Regions from separate parts of the Mus musculus genome. Here region 2 is linked to region 1. The links are chromatin contacts, found by Hi-C or POLR2A ChIA-PET in ENCODE. All regions are on one chromosome and are shown on one strand. The core of a region is the stretch at or near the end of the contact, and the rest is flanking DNA. Distances in the headings are between cores, read along the strand shown. Region 1 holds the start of Txndc11 (thioredoxin domain containing 11). Region 2 holds the start of Zc3h7a (zinc finger CCCH type containing 7 A).

Region 1 (5,805 bases), core at 2,279-4,778:
AACACATAAGTGGATGCTCACAGTCAGCTAATGGATGGATCATAGGGCTCCCAATGGAGGAGCTAGAGAAAGTAGCCAAGGAGCTAAAGGGATCTGCAACCCTATAGGTGGAACAACATTATGAACTAACCAGTACCCCGGAGCTCTTGACTCTAGCTGCATATATATCAAAAGATGGCCTAGTCGGCCATCACTGGAAAGAGAGGCCCATTGGACTTGCAAACTTTATATGCCCCAGTACAGGGGAACACCAGGGCCAAAAAGGGGGAGTGGGTGGGCAGGGGAGTGGGGGTGGGTGGATATGGGGGACTTTTGGTATAGCATTGGAAATGTAAATGAGTTAAATACCTAATAAAAAATGGAAAAAAAAAAAAAAAAAAAAACTCAGCAGTTAGGAGAGTACCTACAAGAGCAGTACCAAGCTTGCTTCCCAGCACCTGTGTGCCCAGAGCCACCTGTGACTCAGGTTCTGGGGCATCCAATGCCTCTGGGATCTGTGGGTACTTGCACTCATGTGCACAAACCCACACAGATGCGCATTTAGACATACACACATAATTCAGTGTTTGTTTGGTTTTTTGGTTTTTGTTTTATTTAAAGCCAAGCATGGTTATACACACCTGTAATGAAAGCACTTGAGTGGAGAAGGCAGTAGGATCAGGAGTCTGAAATCACCTTGGACTACATGAGGCCTAGGCCCAAAAAGAAACAAAAAGAAAACCTGCACGCTTAGCATAAAATAATGCAATCTGGGGATAAATCCAGGTGACATCAACTTATTATTTGTTTACAGGTGCAGAGGAGTTCTTAAAGTTAAAAGTCAGATAAAACACAAACCAAACAAAAACTAAACAGCCAGGAAAGAGAAACACGGCCCTCTGCTCTACCACAGACCCTTTTCATCAATCTCTCAAGTTTTGCTTTACATTTTTCAAAAATTACATGTAAATCAGAGACTTCCTACAACTCTTAAGTTTGTGTAGCACAAACAAAAACAAGAATTGGTAGTGAAAAATAAAGGCATGTTTAAAAACAAAAAAGATGGCCAGGTGTGGTGGCCCAGGCCTTCAATCCCAGCACTCAGGGATGCAGAGGCAGGTGGATCTCTTGAGTATAAGGCCAGCTTGGTCTACACAGTGAGTTCCAGGACAGCCAGGATTACACAGAGAAACCCTGTCTTAGGAGAAAAAAAAAGAAAAAGCTATTGTTTACTGCCTGTGCACATGTGTGTGAGTGCAGGCATTCCCATGGAAGTCAAAGATAACCTGAATCTGTTCTCTGCTTCCACCGTGAGCTCGAAGATGAAACTCACATTGTCAGGCTTGTGCAGTTAAGTGCTTTGCCCACTAAGCCATACTGCTAGCTTGTAAATTCGATTGAAATGAAATCTATACCTTAAATCTCCCTCCTAAAGGCAACTATACACAATGCCACTTTACTCCTAATAAACAAACACAGAAAAGAAAGCAGAATGGATTCATGGAGACTGAGTGCCCATAAACAGAAGTGGGCAAAGATCAGAGGCCCTGAACACCCACAGTAACTCACTGTGGTTCAACTCCAAATTCACCTTCTTATAGACCACCTACTCTGAACTAAGCTAAGCACTCAACACTGAGGAGGGCAGTCATTTATTTCAGAGTTGTACTATGAATAAAATTAAATTTGAAAAACAGACCTGATATATTCTTCCTGAAGCCTCTGTCCTTATTAAAGATCTTAAGGAAAGAGCAACAAAGATGTCAGGGTCAGTTGTACCATAATATCTTAACACCATCCTATCAAACAAAGTCCTTAAAAATTCATCTGAGTTTATTAAAAGGGCTGTCCCATTGCCAGCACCATAGAAAGATGCTTGAGGAAGTGAGGCTGCAGGCTCTCTCTCCCAGCCAAAAGCAGTTGAGGAGCTCATCCTGACAGCTCCTCAGACTGATTTAAACTCTTCAATCTTCTCTCAGAGGTCACCCACCAAGTCACGTGTCTCAGATCAAACACTGAGCACTGTTTTCACAGCTGGGCAAACTGAAGTAAATCAATTCCTTGACGTGGGAAAAGGACTGTTAATATGAATCCAAATGACAGGTTGCAACATTCCACCTTGTAAAATACTTTCTGTATTTTCCTTATAAAGACAGTACCAGTCTAGTTGCTCAAGATTCAAACTCCAGGCCAGGTGTGGTGACAAACACTTTTAGTTGGCTTTAAACACTTTAGCATAGCACCTAACACATTGCAAACACTAAAAAAACGAGTCTCTTCCCCCTAAAACTCCTAATTTTTGGCCCATCTTGACCTCAGGGATCTCATATTGTGTTCATTACACTCAATCTGTGCCCACATAAATCTCCCTCTGGACAGAAGTGCCAAGAGGATATGTCAAGTGATAACAGATTTTATAAACTGCAATGTCAAATGATATACTGATGATCTGAGGCAAGGAGTATAATTGAAATATAAACTTTGTATCTATCTACACAATTTTCTGAAAAGATGCACATTAGCTTCCATTCTTCCTAAACTCCAGCCTACTCAGGCCTTTTCCAAGTTTCACAAAAAGACCAAGCTTGCTCAGACTCCAGATCTTTGCACTTAACTGTTTTGTAATAGCTCTTACCCCAGCTCTTCCACCTCTGCCCCTTCCTTTCCTTGTGTAAGTGGCTAATGCCATTTTCCTATGAAGGCCCTTTCTGCCCTACCCAACCTCATCCTTCTATTCCCTGCATAGCACTTATTAAGGTCTCTGAAGTGTTTGTTTATTGTATATCATCACTTCAATGAGAACTCCAGGGAACGGGGATTTTTGTCTTCAGCATTAACGGGTGCTCAGTACAAACGTGCACTGTCAGTATATCAAAGGCTTGCCTGGATTCCCAAAAGCGACTAAGACCCCTAAATGGCTTGTGAATCATCACACTGCAAGCATTAAGGAAAATGGAATGAATTAAAACTGAGCATTATAGCCTGAGCAAGAATTGACATGTGCACCCCGAGAGACCCCAACAGGTGAGAAGCAGCTCAGAAACAGGGCCAAACGCCCTCGGTACATAATTGATATAGAGCAGCACCCTGGAAACGCCTCCACGCCGAACTAGGAGAGTGGGGGACCGCGGCCGCCGGGAAGGTCAAGCCTGTGGTCGCAGGCAAGGTCAGGCTCGACTTCCCCGAGGAAGACAAACAACCCTCGACCCCGGAGGCCCCGAGCTGGCCCCGCGCAGCCGGGGTGGCATAGCTCTGGCCGCGGAGCCTGAGTCCCGGCAGCCTCACCTGCAAGTGAACTTGAGGGCGAAGAGCAGGGCGCAGCCGAGAGCCACGGCCCCGCACAGCAGCTCTGGCCGCTGGCGCGCCATAAGCGAGGCGCCGCGCAAGCCGCGGCGGATCCGGCCCTCCAAGGACGCCGCCGCCCCGGCAGGGCTGAGGGAGCCTGAGCCCTTGGGGCCGCCACCCTCGTCCTCGGCGTCCTCGCTGTTGTTCCCGCCGCCGCCGCCGCGGCCTCCGCATTCCGACATTACATGCTCCCCGTGGCCGGCTTTATACCGTCGCTGCCGCCACCTCGGGCCCGGGGACCCGGCCCCGCACGTCACTCCCGGACCTCGCAGCCAGCGGCGCTCACTAACCCGGACTCTCCACGTCAGCCACACTTCAGAGATGCCCCGCCCTCCGACTCGGAGCCTGCGCGAATGCCGGCTTCCCGCGAAGCCACGCCCTTTGGGGGCCACGCCCTCGAGCCCATGGAGTCTGCGCGGGTGCTCGCAGCACTCGCGGCCGCGTCAGCCTTCCACCGGTCCCGCCTCTCTTGTAGCGACTCTGCGCAGGCTTGCAGTCACTCAAGCTAGACCTTGTCCTTCATTCACTGCGCTGACGCTACATCCTCGCGTCCGGAAGCTAGTTGGTGGTGTCTCCTTAGCGAGTCCTTCCGTTGGTCGGCCCTTCCGGGTACTGTTAGGGCTCAGATTGTCGCTAGTGCGTCAACACTGTTGACAGACCCTTCAGGACATGGGTGCAGTTTGTTATCTCTGCTTTTCAGAAAGTGGGGCGGGGAGGCCTCGTGCAGAGGCGAGAAGGACTGGAGGACACAGTAATAAAACGGAGACCGGGCTGCTCTGTAATGGGGTAGTAATAACGCTGCATGCCTTCTGCTTCAGTTTCTGCTTGCAGGATTCTACCTTGACTTCCTTCAATGATGGTAAAGTGTAACCAAAACAAACCCTTCCCTCCCCAAGTAGCTTTTGTTCATGTGTTTATTACAACAGTAGAAACCTTGAGACAAGTACTGATAAGTGGTAATTACATTCAACAAAAGAACCCAGCTCTAAGTAAAAGGATGGATGTATATTGTGTAATCCCATTTCTATGACCCATGCTTGATGGGCAAATCCACAGAAACATAGCAGACGTGATTAAAGTTTGGAAAGTATTGGAGTCAGGACATTGTCTGCCTCACGCCTCCAAGCAATAAGAATGCAAGGCCAGCCTAAGATACAGGGTGAATTATCTTCATTTTTCCTCCCAAAATTAGGTTTATATGAGTTGTGTATAATTTTTTAAACCAGGCTTAGTGGCACACAACTGTGGTCCCAACCACTCGAGAAAACCAGAGGACCACTTGTACCAGGACTGCATAGAGTTTTCAAGGCCAGACTATGAAATTTAGCAAGGCCCTATTTCAAAATAAAGTTTTGGTTGGGGCTGGAGACAAGGCTCAGTAGTAAGAATACTGCTGTTGCAGAAAACCCAAGTTTGGTTCTAAATTACAGGTAGTGAACTACCTCATACTTCAGGTAATCTGATGTCCTCCAAGGTACACACACATATAATTAAAAATAAAATCTTTTTGTAAAGTTGGTAGGGAGGGCAAAATAATCTAGATCAAATGTTTCCTATGTGGGGCTGGAGAGATTGCTCAGTGATTAAAAGAGCACTGGTTGTTCTAGAAGACCAGTGTTCAATTCCCAGCATCCACACGAGGCTCATAAAAGTTTATAGCTCTAGTGCTAGGGGATCGGACCTCCATGGGCACTGGTTATAATGTTGTACACATAAAATTGTAAGATTATTTTAACAAAACCACCCAATGGAGATAACCAAGTCCTAACATGTGCCAGTTAGTATTAGTTTTCCATACTATCACCAGAGTCCTGGAGGTGACCCCCATCTCCCACCCCCACCCCACACACTACTCACCTTAACAACCTGCAGTTTGCCCAAACTCTTTCCTAGGCTTCTCAGCATCCTACCTCTTGAGCTTCGTCCTGAGGAAGTGATTCTGATCAGGCAACTAACAGACTGGTTCTTCGTGGAGCCCCTGCCTCACAGGCAGCATGCTGAGCACCCTGGCCCACCAACCACTGCCCTGCTGCTTTCCTCCCTCCTTGCTGCTCCCTGCCTCTGAAAGCTATCAGGGCTGCAGGGAGACGAGCTTTTCTATGTGTCTTGTTCATAGCTATTTCTATGTTCAAAGGCACAGTGTCCACTTAACACAGACAAGGTGCTAGGCTTAAGCCCCAGCACCCCACACACCAAAAAGCAAACAAAACCTCTCTAAAACCCAGTTCCAATAACTCCTGAAGGAGAAAGGACCACACCAAAACTATGAAAGTCATCTCTATGTAAGATCTTTTATTACAAGCAATATTGGTCCATACACTACACAATACCAGCAGTACAAGTTGAATCTTTCAAAAATCATTATTTAAACAGCAAAAGACCAAGAAATAAAATTTGTGTCAATTGATTATTTTCCAAATATTGATGTGCATGATCATCATCGGTTCCCTTGCCACAGTGAGACAGACAAATACAGAAAAA
Region 2 (5,805 bases), core at 1,330-3,829, 42 kb after region 1:
CCTCTCTTATCTTCCATAATGTTATGAAATTAACTAGACAACACATTGCTAAACTTGTAAAATTAAAAGGCAAACTTGCAAAACTTCTTGTTGGGGCAAAACCTGGCAAAGTTAAGCAACCCCATTTTTTTTTTAACATCAATGAAGTCACTGAGAAAGCTATGACAGAGTTGCAAGACAGGTTAAGTCGTTACTGCCGAGCCTGATGACCCTAGTTTGTGTGTTTCAAAAACAAAACAAACAAACAAAAAAAACAAAAAAACAAAAAGAGTGTGTGTGTGTGAGTGTGTGTGTGTAGGAAGGGAGGGAGAACTAGCGCTCACCAATCACTTTTTCTTCATTTTTATATATCTCAGAAGTTTGTTCCAATTGTTTTGTTGTTTGCTGTTTGAGGTGAGACCTCACCGCTGCCCAGGCTGGGGAACTCCAGGGCTCCAAGGCACCCTGCCATTTCACTCTAAGTGGCCGAGGCCACAGCACGCAGCTGACACCCGGCACTGTAAACACATTTCACTTGAAGATCATGGAGAAAATGTGGGTTTGCTGAGACAAAGCACACAAAGGTATTATCTAGAAAGCAACTTTCCTCCCGAGGTATTCTGTCTAAAGATGTTTTTGATTTCTATCTCCTTCTTAACTAGCTACTCAAACTATTTCTATAGTTGACTATCAACCAGTCATTTACAAATGGATTGAATACACCCAAATCAGTTTCAAAAATCAGTCAATATTGACAACTGTAAAACCTTACAGCTGGCAAATGAACATTGTTACTAATAGATCTTGGAACCACAAGACAAGAGCCTGTAGGCATATAGAATATAACCCCCAACCAAAAGTCACAGGAACACAGCTGGGAAGGGGTGTTTTGGTACATCTTGAGGACACTGATCAACCTGTTCTTTGCATAATACCCCACTCCAAATACTGACATTTTCAACCTCAATAACTCAACCTTATTCACATCTGTAGCGCACCCTGCTGGTCTAACAGAGCAGAAAGGGGAAATTTTTCAATAGAGAAAACTGTCCATGCACTTGATTTAGTCCAAAGATGAAGAACACCACACCAACACCAAGTCCACACCCACACATACACTCACGCACACACAGTGCAGCTCTGCTCATCATTTCAACGGAGGTGAAGAGAGCCTTGGATTCCTTCAAGACCTCCATGAAAAGCAGCTACTTCCAAAAGAAGCAGGAAAAGAGCAGATGGCAAGAGCGCCCAGCCCCTCCCCCAGTCCAGTAGAGCATTGTCCAATCGAAATACGATACCGGCGGTACGTGCCATTTTAAATTACGAAGTGGCCATACTAAAATAGTAAAAAGAAACTGGACAGATTGTTTTAATTCTAACGTAGCCACAACAGGTATCACCTCAAGTATATAACACACTGCTTGCTAAACACTGGCTGATTTAAGCATAGGAGTTTACCAAGGAGATCTTTTTCGTTCTTTTTCTTCCTCCCAAACGAAATCTTTCAAATCAGACTTTAAAACTGAAACCGGAGTGGGGCGGTGGTGGCACGGCTTTTAAATCACAGCATTCGGGAGGTAGGGGAAAGCAGATCTCTAAGCTCAAGTCCAGCCTGGTCTACAAAGTAAGTTCCAGGGCAGCCAAGGCTAAACAGAGAAATTCTGTCTCGAAACAAACATACAAACAAACAAACAAATTGAAACCAAAAGTGAATCTCAATTCTTGCCACATTCCAGTGCTCGACCACCCCACTTTACCAGTGGCCACATTACCATCGGACAGCGCAGGTCTACACCAGACCCTCTTGGTCTTAAATACCTAACACTATGACCCTCTTTGATCCCTTAACATCTGGGGACCCAAAAAACGCCCAACCCCGGAATAAATTCACCCAGTCAGAGCGCAGGCACCACCCCTTGGGCCCAGCTAGGACCTTCCAACCTGACCACACCCCTGCGCTGACTACCCCTAACCGGAAATTCCCGCTAATGGGAACTGACAGGTCTCCATTCTTTAAGGGTGGGGAAAGGAAAACCGAGAACCCTCGTACAGTCTCCGAACCCCGGCCGAACACCGGAAGCCAGTCGCCACCCATACGCGGGGTGGGCCGCGCATAACACCCGCAAGGGGCGAACCCGACACCGGCGAGCGCGCACTCAGCTGGCGTCGCGAGCGTCCCCAAACCGAGACACTTACTAACACGGACGCCCCGCGATCACCCAGCACCCAGGAATAACGAAATGCTAAACCACCAAAAGCTAGTGCGTGGATGTCGGCCAGGCAGTCCAGGTGGCAGGGGCCGCCGCGCGTGCCCGGATTACGACTCCCGAGGAGCCCGTGCAGCCGGTTCGGGGGTCCGCGCCCCTCCCCCGCCTGAAGTCCGTTAACGGCCGCGCGTGCTCACGAAGCGACGCGGCGCACGCACGCGATTGGAAGAGCGCGACCCTGCCCGCGACGCCCGCGCGTCCCCTTCCCTCACCTGCGGGGCGGCACCCAGGAGCCGAGGGGCGCGGAGTGCGGAGGCGACAGCGGGATGTGCGTTCACCGGCTCAAGAGCTCTCACAGTCTCGCAGCTTCCCTGGGCGACCCACCGCAGCTGCCAGCCCGCGACGCTCGGGGCGGCGCCCTCTGGCGGCGGGAGGCCTCGCGCGCCGCCCCGCAAACGCTACCATTGGCTGCGTTGCCAGTGTCAGCCCGGGGTTGGAGGCGCCACGTCGGGGCCTCGGGGCTGCGGAAGCGGCGGCGATAGGCGGAACCCTGGGCGGCCACACGGAAGGGGGTGAGAGACCGCAAGCTCTTGAGCCCAGCATCATCGCCCTCTCCCACACCGCTTGGATACCAAAGTAGGACTGGAAGGAGACCTAGATTCATCTGGGCACCAGGGTGTCACTTCCTTCGGAATCTGTTCTCTGCAGTAACTTATCCTGAGCGTCCTGCTTTGCATTCCGATACTGTTACCGTCACCCTGAAAACAGCCATACAGTCGTGTCCTTTCAAATGAATGACAGGCATAGGGACCCGCGTTGAACAGGGAGGTGACCTAAACTCATTCGGACGCCGGAGCGTCACTTCGGAACTTGTCCTCAATTCCCTATCCTACTCGCAGTCACTGTTTTTATCATCTTGAAAACAAAATGCGGTATTTTTGCAAATGAATGTAGGGACGGATCTCAGAGCCAACACAAGCTCTTGTTCTCCCTGGCCTTCATCTCAACTTATATGTCGCTGTATTCACCGGTGTTTCAGTGGTCAGGTGTACATTACCCCAGACAGAACAATGTAAGGCTGAGTCCCTGCGACTGGAGATGTGAAAAGTGCTCCAAGTCAGGGCAGTAGAAGGGAGAGTGCTTCCAGGCAGTGGGAAAGATCCTGAGCCTAAGTTGCTGAGGGACAGGGAAGACAAAGTGTGTGTGTAGAAAGCTCAAAGAGGATGAGCCACTGCATGAAATTTGGAATTCAGTGTCTGAGATGGAAATTACAAGGTCTAATTTGCAGTTTTAGAAAGTTTCTTCATGCCGTTGGGCGGATATATAGAAAGGACAAGCAGAAAAGTGAAAGGGGTTGAGGATGTAACTTAGTTGTCAAAGTGCTTGCCTAGCCTTGAGTTTGATTTCCAGCACCAAATAAACTGGATATGGTGGGGTACCCTTGTCATAGCAGTACATGGGGGTGGGGGGGGGGGGATAGGAGTTCCAGGTCTTCTTTGGCTATGAAGCAAGAAATACCCAGGTCCAGGACCACTGGGGACAGAGGGAAAAGTTTACATTAGAAGGAAGACACTGAGATGCACTCTGTCTGGACCCAGAGTGCTACTGTAAGCTCAGGAAGTCGTCAGTACTGGGCCAGTACAAAGTGAAACTTGATGAGAATGTATGGACTTCCTGTTGTTCCTGTACCAATGGCCTACATTTTTGTTGCCTTGAAACAACATAAACTTAAGAGTTCTAAAGGACCAGAGTCTGCAGCAGGTGTTTCACTGGTGATGTCCAGGTGCTGACGAGGCTTGTCCCTTCTGGAAACTAGTGTTGAGCTCTTGCCTCTTTTTAGCTCCTAGAGGCCTCCTGGACTCGTAGGTCATGCCTGTCATCTCCAGAGCCAGTATTTTCCTCTAAATGAGGTCTCCTTGCCACACCTTCTCTGGGTCTTTGCTTTCAGTTGTCCCTCAAAGGGCCCTGGTGATTGCATTTGAAACAAGGAGGTCCTGGATCCCACCTGGAGATTCCCAGTGATTTTCCAGGCAAGGTAGCAATAATCACAAGTTGCTGGTGATAGAGAGTAGATATATCTGGGAACCCATCATTATATGTACTGTAGGGAGCAAAGGAAAAGAAGGGCTGAGCATGGATGAACCTTCTCTAGCCTTGAAGAATACTGTGTGTTGTAAGGGTCTCTGCTTCTTTGTCTTCTATACTAGTGGGGAAGTCCCCGGCCTCTTACCTGGGTGCTGTACCGGATAGGTGCATTTGCTGAAGAACTGTTTTAGGCTCCTGCCTCCCAAGGGCTGGCATTAAAAGTTCATCACTATCCCAGTCTTTATTCTGTTTTCCATCCTCTGGTACCTTACAGAGGCCCGGAACACACAGTGTTTTATGATCTCTATGAGATTGAGGCCAGCCTGGTCTATGTAGAGTTCTAGCCAGGGCAATGGAGTGAGACCCAGTATCAAAACAACATAAACTGTCCACATGCTGACTTGCCTTAACATCAATTTATACCTGAAACTAAATGCAAGCTAACCATTAGTCAGTTCATTAGAAATAGGGTCAATTTACACAAAGGACAGGGGAGAATATTCAGGAGTCAATGGGACAGATTTTATATTTGATTCATCAGTTTATCCAGTAATTATATGCCCCCAAACAGGTGATGGGATAGAAAGCCTTGCATGTGCTAGACAAGCTCCCTGCCACTGAGCTATAGCCACAGACCTTTTAAAGCTTATTTTTATTTTTTAAATATTTTTTAAAAACTTTTATGTGCATTGGTGTTTTATCTACATATATATCTGTATTTATGTGTCAGACCACAGGGCGTCAGATCTCTTAGAACTGGAGTTGCAGCTACTTGTGGGTGCTGAGAATTGAACCAGGTTCCCCTAGAAGAGCACCCATTGCTCTTAACCTCTGAGCAATCTCTCCAGCCCCAAAATTTATTTTTATTAATGTGCATGTGTGTGTGTGTAGGCATACAAGCCCCATGAAGCTGGAGAGGTGCCAAGATACCCCCAAGACTACTCGAACAGGCTTACCTGCCTTTTCAAGTTTCTGTCTTTCAAGACACAAGCAGCCAAACGCCACCCTGCAAGGGAAAAAAAAAGCCCAACATCAAGCCATACAATCCCACCAATCCCTCAGCTTGCCCCAAGATCAGGTCACAAAATCCCACCAATCTGACACCACCTCGTAAGTCTTCACCCACTCCCCCCAAGAAACCCTATATACAGCCTGCCTCCTGCTCAGTCCTGTGCTGGGTCCCACTAGAAACCCTATATACAGCCTGCCTCCTGCTCAGTCCTGTGCTGGGTCTCACTAGAGCAAGGGCTGTCACCCTCTTCTGTTTTTCCCATGTGAGGTTTCTTGTACAGTGTGACTTTGTGGTATTTCTTGGCTCCTTACTGCCAGGATACCTTTCCCCTTAGAGCTCTTTCATTTACATATGCATACACATGAACCGAATCGGGAACAGAGTGTGGGTTTCCCCACTAAGTTCTATCATTTGGAGGCCCCAGCGAGATCTGCGTGACACCCAGGAACCCTGAAAGACCCCTTGGAGGTACGTTTGTTTGTGTGAGTCTTCTATGTTGTCTGTTAAGTGTGGCACCGCTGA

The links. Hi-C counts contacts between places; a loop is a spot of excess contacts on that map. ChIA-PET counts read pairs that join two places held with the same protein, here RNA polymerase II (POLR2A).
Region 2: a map of heart shows a loop between it and region 1 (8-fold over the local background). The contact joins the promoter of Zc3h7a here to the promoter of Txndc11 in region 1. A Hi-C loop is called at or near these places in 10 of 37 maps with a recorded cell type or tissue (T-helper 2 cell, adrenal gland, heart and 1 more). POLR2A ChIA-PET finds 5 or more read pairs at or near these places in 3 of 5 experiments (Patski and embryonic stem cell).

What each region holds. Positions count from the first base shown.
Region 1 is chr16:11,131,004-11,136,808 of GRCm38, forward strand. Txndc11 (thioredoxin domain containing 11) reads right to left here and starts at 3,529. Exons shown (of 12, transcript NM_029582.2): 1 at 3,265-3,529. The coding sequence starts at 3,506. It overlaps Zc3h7a (zinc finger CCCH type containing 7 A), which reads right to left. Exons shown (of 23, transcript NM_145931.3): 23 at 5,591-5,805.
Region 2 is chr16:11,173,762-11,179,566 of GRCm38, forward strand. Zc3h7a (zinc finger CCCH type containing 7 A) reads right to left here and starts at 2,580. Exons shown (of 23, transcript NM_145931.3): 1 at 2,459-2,580. It overlaps 4930509G22Rik (RIKEN cDNA 4930509G22 gene), which reads left to right and starts at 4,415. Exons shown (of 4, transcript NR_151506.1): 1 at 4,415-5,751.